Regions from separate parts of the Homo sapiens genome. Here region 2 is linked to region 1. Evidence: chromatin contacts called from ENCODE Hi-C or POLR2A ChIA-PET data. All regions are on one chromosome and are shown on one strand. Each heading gives the region's core, a stretch centred on a gene start or an enhancer-like site at or near the end of the contact. The rest is flanking DNA. Distances are from core to core; before and after follow the strand shown. Region 1 has its middle 120 kb from the start of MIR1302-4. Region 2 has its middle 42 kb from the start of MIR1302-4.

Region 1 (5,530 bases), core at 2,037-4,536:
ATGAGATAATGATTTATTACTAATTGCTCTCTTTTTCCACAATTTTTATATTATGTTAAATGAAGGATTACAGTTGGGGTAATAAATATTCACTGGAAAAAAATGTCTAGCAGCAGAGTTCATGAAACTAGACCCTAAAGAGAGGAGCCATTTCAATACTCAAGACCAGACTTTAGAAAAAACTGTAAACTAAATAGCATATCACTATTTCTCTCTCCCACCTCTTCTGCCAACTGCTACTTCGTGCCTTCAGGAGTTTCTACCCCACTCCAAGTTCTTAAATTACCTCCCTCCACCTACCCTATGTTTCATTCATCCTCTCTCCCGATAAGATCTTAGTGAAAACTCAGGTCAAAGAGCTTAACTTGTAACACAGCACCTCCCCTGAGTAATTTTGGAGTTCAAGAGTCTTCTGGAGAAAAAAGGAGAAGAAAACAAAGCTCTTTCTAGATGAGAACTGAAGATGGGATTAAGATTCATTTCTTTCCAGAAACATGAGTATGTAGAGAAAGATTTAGGGTAATAGAGGTGAAGGTAATTAGATATAAATGGGGGGCCTTAACTCTTATAAACAGTGGTGAAAGCTCTGGGGCAAGATGGGGGCTGTATTAACCAGTTAATTGCACCCCTTGTGGAAGAGGGACAGATGCAGGCCAGAGTGCTCCTAACTGGAGTGGGACTTGACAAGCTGATGTGAAATGTGAAAGAATGCAAGTGCTGATACTGGATTTAGAAGAAGGGTGTGGATAGAGAATGGTACTCATTAACCAAACCCTTGAATACAAGGTTAGGAGAGGGAATCTGAGATTAAGCTAAGCTGAACAAGAAACAGACTGAAAGCCCCTTGAGGCCAGGAACCACCTTTTTACACTTCTTTATAATCTCCACAATGCCTAGCACAGTGCCCGAAGCATAGAGAATACCCTGAAACTGTTTGTTGACTGCTTTTTGGCAGACAGACTAAAGCAGTAAAAAGCAACATTCTCTCCATGCAGATCAATTAATAACTATTTTTTTTTTAAGTTTCCAGACCACATTTGTAATAGATGCTATATACTTTTATTATCAGGAGATGCAATATCATCGACTTAAGCCTTATTCTTTTATCTGCCTTTCACTCGAGGTTTTCATCACAGGCTAAAATTTTATATATTTTATAATTATCATACACAGCAGTATCTGATTTTAATGTTGTACCCTTGATCAAATTTTATTGTTGAGTAAGTTGCTTTTGAAGATGGTTTATGTTATTTTTCCTTGACTGAACTTGCAGATCTCTTATTGCTAAATGTGATTTCTTTTAGCATCTTAATATTATATATTTTGATTTGAATTCTATTTCAGATTCCAAATCTGAAATACATGAATTGCTTTATTAAGCAATATAATGTAAAATGAATTTAATAATGTTTTAAATTTTATGGAAAGTTTATGTGCCATTACTGGGTTGTCAGCAGAAGGGGCCACCCATCCCCATCCCAGTCCTTAGGATTCACCCAGACAAGCCTGGACTCCAGCAGTAGACATAGTGGTAGAGCACAGACATTGCCATGGTCCACATGTACAACAGAGCTGAAGAAGTGATATGTGACTTGGATCCTGAAGGATGAGTAGGAGTTAACCTGGCAAAGAAGAGAAGGTAGAATATTCTAGATAGAAAATAAACTGCTTTTCAAGGCAGAAAGGCTCACAGAAGACAGAGTGGGGAATAATGAAAAGGTCAGTATAACAAGAATGTAGGGTGAGTGAGAATACAAAGGAAGAAAATTTGGCTAATGAAATTATTTAGAGCTAAACCGTGCTAAGAATTTACATGGACAAATTTTAACCTATGGGCAACTGAAGGCTCTGAGCCATAAGAAGGAAAGTAATATGTTTATATCAGTATTTTAGAAAACTAACAGTAACACAATATAGAGGATAGAGTTGAAAAAGAAGGCGCTGAAGAGACCAGTTGGGAGTTATCCTACTGAAAAAGGAGGTATAGTATCCAGAGATAAGTGGATGGTCTCCAGGAATAATTCAGGAGTAGACTCAACATGACTTATAACTTATGAGATACATGAGCAAGACAGAAAGAAATGACCCCAACATTTCTAATTCAACCCTGAGCATATATGAGAAATTTTATGTTAAAGTGTTCTATATTTTTTAAAACTTTTGCTCTTTCAGACTTTGTCTTCTAAAGAACTTTGGGCTAAATGGAGTAAAGAACACCATAAAGGAGAAAAATTGACATCGTTTGAGCACCTACTAAGCGTCGGCTTTAAGCTAAACACTCATATTTATTCCTCACAAAGGCCCTGTGAAGATTATCACTGTTTTTGTATGGATTGAGAAACTGATGACGCACAGAAAAAAAGTAACAACCTGCCCAAGGTCACACAGCTGACAAATGGCAGACCCAAAAAATTCAAACTCAGGACTTTTGGCTTTGAAACAAATATTTGTTTCATTGTCTAATGTTGCCTCGCAGTAGAATAAAATATATGCTCATAAAACTCCATATTTTTGCCAGTAATTTCATCAATAAGAATTCAAAAGGGCTTTGAATTTCCACCCTGGAAATAATAAGGAAAAGGAATTAAGAAGTCATTCTGAAATTCTGAGCACACACAAAACTCTAACGCCTCAAGTTCCATTAGCAGCTTTAAAACTGGCTGGTGGAGCAGACATTAGAATTGCTTTGCATTGGTTTATTTGTATTCCCCGGTAGTGTTATTAGTGGCAATAAGAATTACTTGCAAGCAAAATGTACCACTTGTAATGCAGATTCACATTTAGTCAGGAAAAGACTATTTAAAAAATTCCAAAAGACTAAGTACATTTTAAAATAATTTGCACAGAAGGATTTCTAACAGGATATAGATTGGTTGGTTAGTTGGTTGACTAGATTAAGATATACCACCAGGTTCTTCCAGGATGGTACAATGAGGATTTAATGCAGAAGAAATGGTTGATTTTACTGGTTGAATGATTGATCAGCACAACTGAACCTTAGTGATTGAAAATGTAAAGTGGCACTGGTGTTCCTATACCAACTCTTCTTCACTGATATGAACCCAGGACCAAAAGATTTTATCCGTTCATTTAATAAATATGTATTTAGTGACATATATGTGCCAGTCAGGTTTTGTGTGCTGGACATATAGACAGCAGAGAGCAAGACAGTCAGGCATGGAGTTTACATTACACAGATGGCGAGTAGGGGCAGAGTAGACAATAACCGAGTTAAAAAGCACAGATAATTCCAGATAGTTGATTCATGTTGTAAAGACAACTAAACCTGGTGATGTGTCTGTATTGCATAGTCAGGAAGGGCTCCTGAGGGGATGGCATTTGAACTGAGGCTTGAGTGTTAAAGAGAAATACCCAGGCAAAGGTCTGGGAACAATAACTTTCCAGGCAGAAGGGAGAGAACACAAAAGTCCTAAGTCAAGGATGAGTCTGAGGTTACAGAAGGAAGGAGGCCAGTGTGACTGGACCATAGCCAGGGAAAGGGGTTGCGAGGAGGTTAGAAAGGAGGGCAAGGGCAAGTCATGGGGGGGCTGGAAGACCATGTGCAGCAGGATGGCTAGCTGGCTGGCCACCAAGGATTCAGACTGCCCTCCATAGCGCTTTTCACTGCCTAGAGAGCATCTCCCTGACAGAGACTACATTTCTCACTCCCCCCACTAGCTTCTAGGGAAGTTCATGTGACTCTTAACTGAAATTAAGGCTGTTGAGACAGAAATAATTTGTGAGGGTCCCCCCGGGAAGACAGGCCAACAAAGTTGTGTGTGTGCCAGAGGCTGCTACAAGCTGGAAGGCTTTTATGGGAAAGTTTAGAAGAAGGGAGGAGGACTCCTTATACCAGAGTTGTCCTGTTCAGTGGAGGCTACAATACAGAGGTTACAATCATTGGCTGCAGGTGACATCATACAGGCTAAAATGTGCTACGTGCAAGACAATCAGTAAAACTTCATGATTCAGAAACAAATCAGCAAAACTTCGTGATTCAGAAACACATCAGCATCCTTTTCACTGTCAGTAGGATACGTATTAATCAGTGTGTTAACAGTTTGAAGAACTCACAATAAGATTCTTCACTCAGGACAGGATATACTCCATGAATCATAAGACCTCCCCCGGGGTGGGGTGGTAATTTGGAAGCCTGCCAAATGTGGCCTGTAGGTTATCATGACCAGTTCTCATCTGTGGAATGTGAGTTGCTGTAATGGGGTCATATTAATGTTACAGCAGTTAAAAAATGGGTGTGCCTTTTCCATTCTCTCTTCCTCCATCTGCCAGCTGGATGTAGAAGGCTCTGAGGCCATAGCAGACGACACGATCACAAGAAGAAAAAACCTGGGTCCCTGAATCACCATGTGGAGGAAAATTGCTCAAAACCAGGGACACGTGCACCAAACTATTACCTGAGCCAGGGATATGTTTTCATGTGTGAAGGAAGCACTGAACATTAGAGTTGTATTCACCACCACAGCCAGTATCACCTTAACTAACATGCCACAATAAGGAACTTGGATTTTATTCTAAGTGCAAGCAAATGCCACTGGAAGGTTTTAGGGAGAGGAGGAAAGTGAAGTGGTTTAGGTGTTGAAAGACCACTGTGGTTGCTATGCAGAGCCTAGGGGCAAAAGAAGCTGAGAGAACACTGAAGCGGTTTCTGCCTTAATCCATGGAAGGACTGGCAGATTGGTGAAACAGAGGAGGTGGAGAGGAATGAAGTAATCTGAGATCAACTTTGAAAGCTGAGCCAAGGATTTTCTAGCTGATTGGATGTCAAAGGTGAGGGAAAGAAAAGAGTCATAGGAGACTCCTGGTTTGTGGCTTGGTGTCATTTCATCTGGTAGGAAAGCCTGAGGAGCAGACTCAAGGGAGATATTCTGAGTTTAGTTTTGGTGGTGTTATGCTCACTGTTCATAAGAAACCTTAATCTATTATCTAGTGGTTGTGCAAATATATATATGTAAACACATACACATATATATAGCCTAAGAGAAACATCTAGTAACTTCTTTTACAACCAGTGAAGACAGAATACTACACCATGGAATACTATGCAGCCATAAAAAATGATGAGTTCATGTCCTTAGTAGGGACATGGATGAAACTGGAAATCATCATTCTCAGTAAACTATCGCAAGAACAAAAAACCAAACACCACATATTCTCACTCATAGGTGGGAACTGAACAATGAGATCACATGGACACAGGAAGGGGAATATTACACTCTGGTGACTGTTGTGGGGTGGGGGGAGGGGGGAGGGATAGCATCGGGAGATATACCTAATGCTAGATGACGAGTTAGTGGGTGCAGCGCACCAGCATGGCACATGTATACATATGTAACTAACCTGCACAATGTGCACATGTACCCTAAAACTTAAAGTATAATTAAAAAAAAAAAGAACACGCACATAATTAAAGTCACTGATCATTAGCTTTTCATTACTAAAAGTATAGCAACATTAAATAACAAAATTAAAGGCTGAATGAATTGTATGATGAATCTGTGAATGACGAAGT
Region 2 (5,530 bases), core at 1,649-4,148, 83 kb before region 1:
GTGATTATTCTTTGGCCAGCTTCAGAGCCATGGACAGAGCCCATGGAAGTGAAAGGCCCTGAAGCTTAAAATGCACTAGCCTCATGGCAAATCCACCTCTATGCAGAGGCTCTGCGATGAAGTCTTCTGCATCTTGTACCACAACCCAATCTGGAAGCTACTCCACCCACCAAAAGTACAGTCTATAAAAACTTCACCACTGCCTCAGCATGGCAACCATGCAGAGGAAGCAGTTAGAAAGAGATCAAAGAGATAAAAATGTGTGTGGCTCTGAACACTGTGAAATCTTCCTAGATAATGATTAAATGGCAGCAGATATCTTGCCTGTCTGTCCTTCTGAACCAACATGGCTCCATCTTGGCATTTCTCAGAGGAAAGCCCATGGCCATGTAGTGCCTTCAATGTTCCCATCTGGCAGAAGTTGGGCAACATTTCCAAAAATCTAATCTTTTCACATTCTCTTCTTTCTTCTTAACCTCACGTAGCACACCAGGCACCTGGACCCCTTAACAGACCAGAAGACTGGTCAGATGACCCTCTCTGGACGCAGTCAATAGAGGGCAAACTCCCACTCTCTTCATGCAGTGTGCATTGGAGTGAGGCAAGGAAGGGAGTGTGGGAGGAGTGGCCAAGGAAGGTTGCCCACCCTGGTCTAAAATGAAGACTTTTCAAGAAAAAACTGACCACTTTGGGGGCCTCTCGTGCACTGAGCATTAATTTCTCAATGCTTCTCCTCCCCAGCTCCCCTCTAACTCTTTGGCCCCTGTGCCCATGGTTGTCTCCTCATGCCACCACGGCATCTGCTCAGAGGACACCCGCCTGATGACCAAGATGAATCATGCTTAGGAAAGCTCCTGGGCAACCCTAGGCAATCCAGCAAAGCCCCCTAGACTTTCTCTAGCATGCACCCCTCCTCCCCACAACCACGGGGTCTTCAGGAGTTCTGGCCATCTCTCCTGACCCTCTGAGGTCCAATTTTCAAGCACTTTTATTCACATTCAAGGTACGAGATTAATAACACCCCCTACCTTAAGGTATATGTTTTGAAAAAGAGGACAATGTCTTAAGCAGAAGATTCAAAGTGAATGAACTTTAATTAAATGTCCAATAAAGAGAGATATAGATATGGATTTTAAGAAAAACTTCTAGGCATCTTAAAATAGGGTAGTCCATTTAATCCCCACATTTAAGCTTCCCTGTAATGGGAAGAAATAAATAAACTGAGAGCTTTGGGGTAGGAAGACAGGGTCGAGGGGTAACCTGGGAGGGGGCTGGGTGACTTGTTGCAAAAGTCAGAAGACCATGAGTCAGGGTGGGATCAGTATAACACTGTCATGAATTCTATCTTGCTGGCTTCTGTGCATGTGCTCCTGCGTGCGCGCGCGCGCGCACACACACACACACACACACACACACACACACACACACACACACGGTACAAATGCCTTTGTGGGAGGTGCTATTACCAACACCAAGTCTAAATCTAAGCCTCTCATTTTGTATTCCCTGCACTGTAAGGGGCAGCCCAAGGGGGCCGGGGTGGAGGGCGGGTGGGAGGCACATCTAGAAGAAGAAGGACAGATTTAAAAGGAAAGATTATTTATGAGGCCATGAAGACGTTCTTCCCAGACTCCTGAGTGCAGGAGTATGACTTATTTATTTTATTTTCGTTTGTAACCAAAACCTTCCCCTGACTCCCATTGGCCCCAGCTGAGAGGGGAGAGAGGGCCGGCCCGTCAGGCGTTGATCACCGGGCCAACGGGAGACAGTGTGGCGTGATGCTGACGCAGCCCACTGACAAGCCAGGGAGGCCCAGGGGAGCAGCTCTGAGCAGAGCAGCCAGAGCCAAGCAGGTAGAGAGCTGACAGCCGGGGAATTGCTAAGAGGCGCCGGGCTGGTGGGGGCAGGATGGTGAAACAGTTGGACTCGAGAGAAGGTGTGATTTGTGATGCACAAACTGTCGTTTACCCACTCCCCTTGGAGTCCTCTCCACGTCCCTCAGCTCCATCAACCTCTCTCCAGTTTAAATTTCCTCTCTCCCTTCCCCCTCCTGCATGCTCACTCCGTGGGTCCCCGCATTTCTATTCAATAATGTTTCTCTCCCTGTCTCCTTTTGGGAGAAGGAAGGGAGCAGATGAACACACATTAATAACATCAAAATGTCACATAAGTGATCAGCTGGAGGGGGCAGTCTCTCTGATGTCCTCAAGGCATCCTATTTAGGAATTGATATCTGCAGAGCCAGAAGAAAGCACAGCTGCTCTGGGGTACAGGCTAGGGAGTTAAGGGGATGGCTGTGTCAGTGTTGGGAATTCGTGCACTTACGGTGCAAAAGCACAAGGTGCATGAATTACCAAAGGCCTCAAGAACTGCCTGGTCCCACTCTCCTCCCTGGAGAGAGGCATCGCTGAGAAAACAGGAGCTTGTGTCTCCAGACTGGAGTTCTCTTTTAAGAAAATGGAAGTTGGGAGGGAAAGGGAGAGAAAAGCTTCAAGCCTATGGATAAGTCCTGAATCCTCCTCAGAATAGTGACCCCCGACATATGCACTGACGTGCCCATTTATTGAGAATCTCAGAATTCTTCGCAAAGGTGTCCCATTTAAGAAAATCCTCCATCCTTTTCAGGCAAAAGCAACAAACAGTAACAGAATAAAACTTTACTCATCAGATGGTGGTTACCAGTCTTTCCCTGCCATTTTTCTGGATGATGTTTAAAACCATGAGACTCCTGCTGGCCTTTCCCTTGTTACTGCACATAACCACATAGCCCTCTTACACTGGATGAAGCACTTTCTCCATAATGTTCACTTCTTTAATGACAGGATAGATGTTGCTGTTCTGACGACTGGAGTATTCAGACTGATGAGAACCACTGGTGATTCTCAGCAGTCCCAACATCACATGCTTCCTGTCCTGATGACCTGTGAGTCACCACTCCACCACCTCCCTATATGGGTGAGAGGTTACATCAGTCCCAGTCTATAGATGGAACAACACAGGCCCAATTGAGCAGATGTGCTTTCATGAGTCTGTCTCATACTATCTATTGCCAGGAAACAGGGTACAGTTGGAGACATATTGTTGCGTCATCTGAAGGCCTCATATTACAAGACACGACTATGAAGCTAGGCTTCACTCTATCACAGGAGTGGGAGCCTCAGACTTTAGCCCCTGGTTCCAATTCTGACACCTGCTTAGTATAGAAATACTTAGGTCCAGGAGTCAGAGGTTTGAGTTCTAGACTTAGAATTACCACTTAGCAATCACTTTCATCATGTCGCTCACCTGCTAAAAATCTTCCTATGGCTCCCTATTGCCCTTAAAATAAAATCCTAACCCCTCATCATGGAATTCAAGATTGTATCATCTGGCTTTTGCCATCTCTCTTACCCCATCTCACACCTCTCTCCCTCTCACTTGCTACTCCCCAGACACATCAGCCTATCTTTCTGTTCCTTTAAGTCACTCAGGCTGGTTCATACTTCATTGTCTTTGTACATGCTGTTCCCTCTGCCTACAATGTCCTAAAAGTGTCTGTAGTCTGCTAATCATTTCACCCTTAACAAATACTGCATTACTCAATAGGGAACACTCTCCCAGAAAAAGGTTTTTTTGGGGGGTTGGGAGGAGAATTTGAAATTTGATATATATTTTTAAAATCCAAGTAGTCATCATGGGGAAAATAAGAATCTGTCATTTGTTCATTAATTCATTCATTTAGCAGATATTTACCAGGCACCTTCTATGTTGGACTTCATTACACAACATGGTACTGTTTCTATTCGAATTACAATACACAAGCAGGGATGGGGAACTATGAGTTTTTAGAGCCTCTAGAAGTTCTAACCTAGCCCTGGCGTCAGCTCATGTGTCACCTCTTCAGAAATGCTTGTCCTGATCACATTATAAATTAGCTCTCCTTGCCTTCCCTCCACTTTCTAACACAAAACCCTGTTGTATAGAATAGAATAATATAATTTACCACTGCCCTAATTTGTTGATTGATGTATTTACTTATGTACCATCTGTCTCCACCAATTCATATTTAAGTTTCATGAAGGCATAACCTTGTCTCTCTTAGTCACCACCAGCACATAGAACAGTGCCTGGCACACAGACAGTGTTTGAAAAATGTCTGCTAAATAAATGAAGTAATGAATGAATGAATGTAGTCTTGGGCTAGTCGCTTAAACTCTCTGGGCCTTAGCTTTTTCATCTCTAAAATATGATCAATAACAACAACAACAAAAATACCTGCCTGAGTCAAAATGTTGGCAAGAGTTTGAAATAAAATATGTATAGACTCAATTTCCTAGAAAACAGAGCCTGAGGCAGGGATCAAGTGCTGGTGCTTTAAGTAGGAGGTACAATCCCTAGGCATTGGGAATGAGGGAAAAGGGAAAGAAAAAAAAACAGAAAGAATGAGAAGAAATAAAACACGGGTGGGCTCCTACATTGACTACTGCTTCGTGTGAAGCCACAAAGGGACACATTGGTCACTTGACAAGAGCATCCATTGGACCACACAGGACATCTTACATGGAGAAACTCTACCCTGAAGCAATGTATCAAGAGAGAACAGAACATTGGTCAATATTCACCCATTGGAGATTTTACCGCCCCACGCTTCCATATTGCCTTATCTTTACCCATGTCTCCCCAGTCTCCCCTGAAATCAACTCCTCTGTCCTTTAGTATGACATTTCACCCAAGCCTGGGAGTGTCTGGAAGAGACAGAGTCTCCAGATTGACCATGAGTGGTGAAACCCTGCAGCCCCACCCAAAACCCTTTGGCTTCAAAAGTGACAGCTACTTCAGAACAAGCAACTTCAGCGCAAGCAGGGGACAGGGAAGGATGAGAGACTCTCAGGCAGATGAGAGAATCCCACGAGGAAGAGAGGATGCATGCGAGATAGATTTGATACAGCATGAGAAAGTGGTTTAGAAACTATAAAGCTGCAAACAATGAAAAGTGATGTTGTTTTATTGGTCTTCTTTGAAATGCAACTGTCTTTCCATCTCATAGTCTCTGCACTTGTATAAGTTTGATGAGCTTTCAACTAGACTGCACAAATGAAGCCTTCCTTGTTTCCACTGTTACTGTTGAAACAGTACCTCTCTGAAACAAGCCACTTCATCTCCTCATAAAAAATCCTTATATCCAAAATAGGATCTCTAAATGGATTCTGTTAAAGTGGGGTTTTTTGCTTGCTGTATTTAGTTTCTATCCTTGAGAGAATGCAGCTAATATGAGCAATCCATATGGAAGATACTTTTCAAGTTACCTCCTTATCTTTTGATTCTCCCTCCATCAGTCTGCTTTTATAACATCAGCTTCCTTGGGGCCATTCTTGTATCGTCTACACAGTGATAAATTTTAACGCACCTCCAACATGTCATTAAATGTTAATAGCACAGAACCCATGTAATGGAAAGAATGAAAAGATTTCCCAGCCTGAAATGCCTCTGTCAGCAATTACATAACTTGTTGACATGTGGCCCCTTCATCAGGTTTATCTACAAATCCAAG

The links. A loop is a pair of places that touch in the nucleus more often than their neighbours do. ChIA-PET counts read pairs that join two places held with the same protein, here RNA polymerase II (POLR2A). Pooled maps may share reads with other maps.
Region 2: a loop to region 1 is called in a map of MCF 10A, with 6 times the contacts of the local background. The contact joins two enhancer-like sites. A Hi-C loop is called at or near these places in 1 of 168 maps with a recorded cell type or tissue (MCF 10A) and 8 of 50 pooled maps. POLR2A ChIA-PET finds 5 or more read pairs at or near these places in 2 of 52 experiments (activated T-cell and activated naive CD4-positive, alpha-beta T cell).

What each region holds. Positions count from the first base shown.
Region 1 is chr2:207,390,990-207,396,519 of GRCh38, forward strand. No RefSeq gene overlaps it. Among named protein-coding and RNA genes, the nearest start is that of MIR1302-4, 120 kb to the left of the region's middle. RefSeq lists an enhancer at 3,395-4,594. Within about 2 kb of position 3,287, at least 5 of the 41 ENCODE cell types and tissues checked have a DNase peak (open chromatin) inside an H3K27ac peak, as active enhancers do.
Region 2 is chr2:207,308,678-207,314,207 of GRCh38, forward strand. No RefSeq gene overlaps it. Among named protein-coding and RNA genes, the nearest start is that of MIR1302-4, 42 kb to the left of the region's middle. RefSeq lists an enhancer at 1,679-2,428. Within about 2 kb of position 2,899, at least 10 of the 41 ENCODE cell types and tissues checked have a DNase peak (open chromatin) inside an H3K27ac peak, as active enhancers do.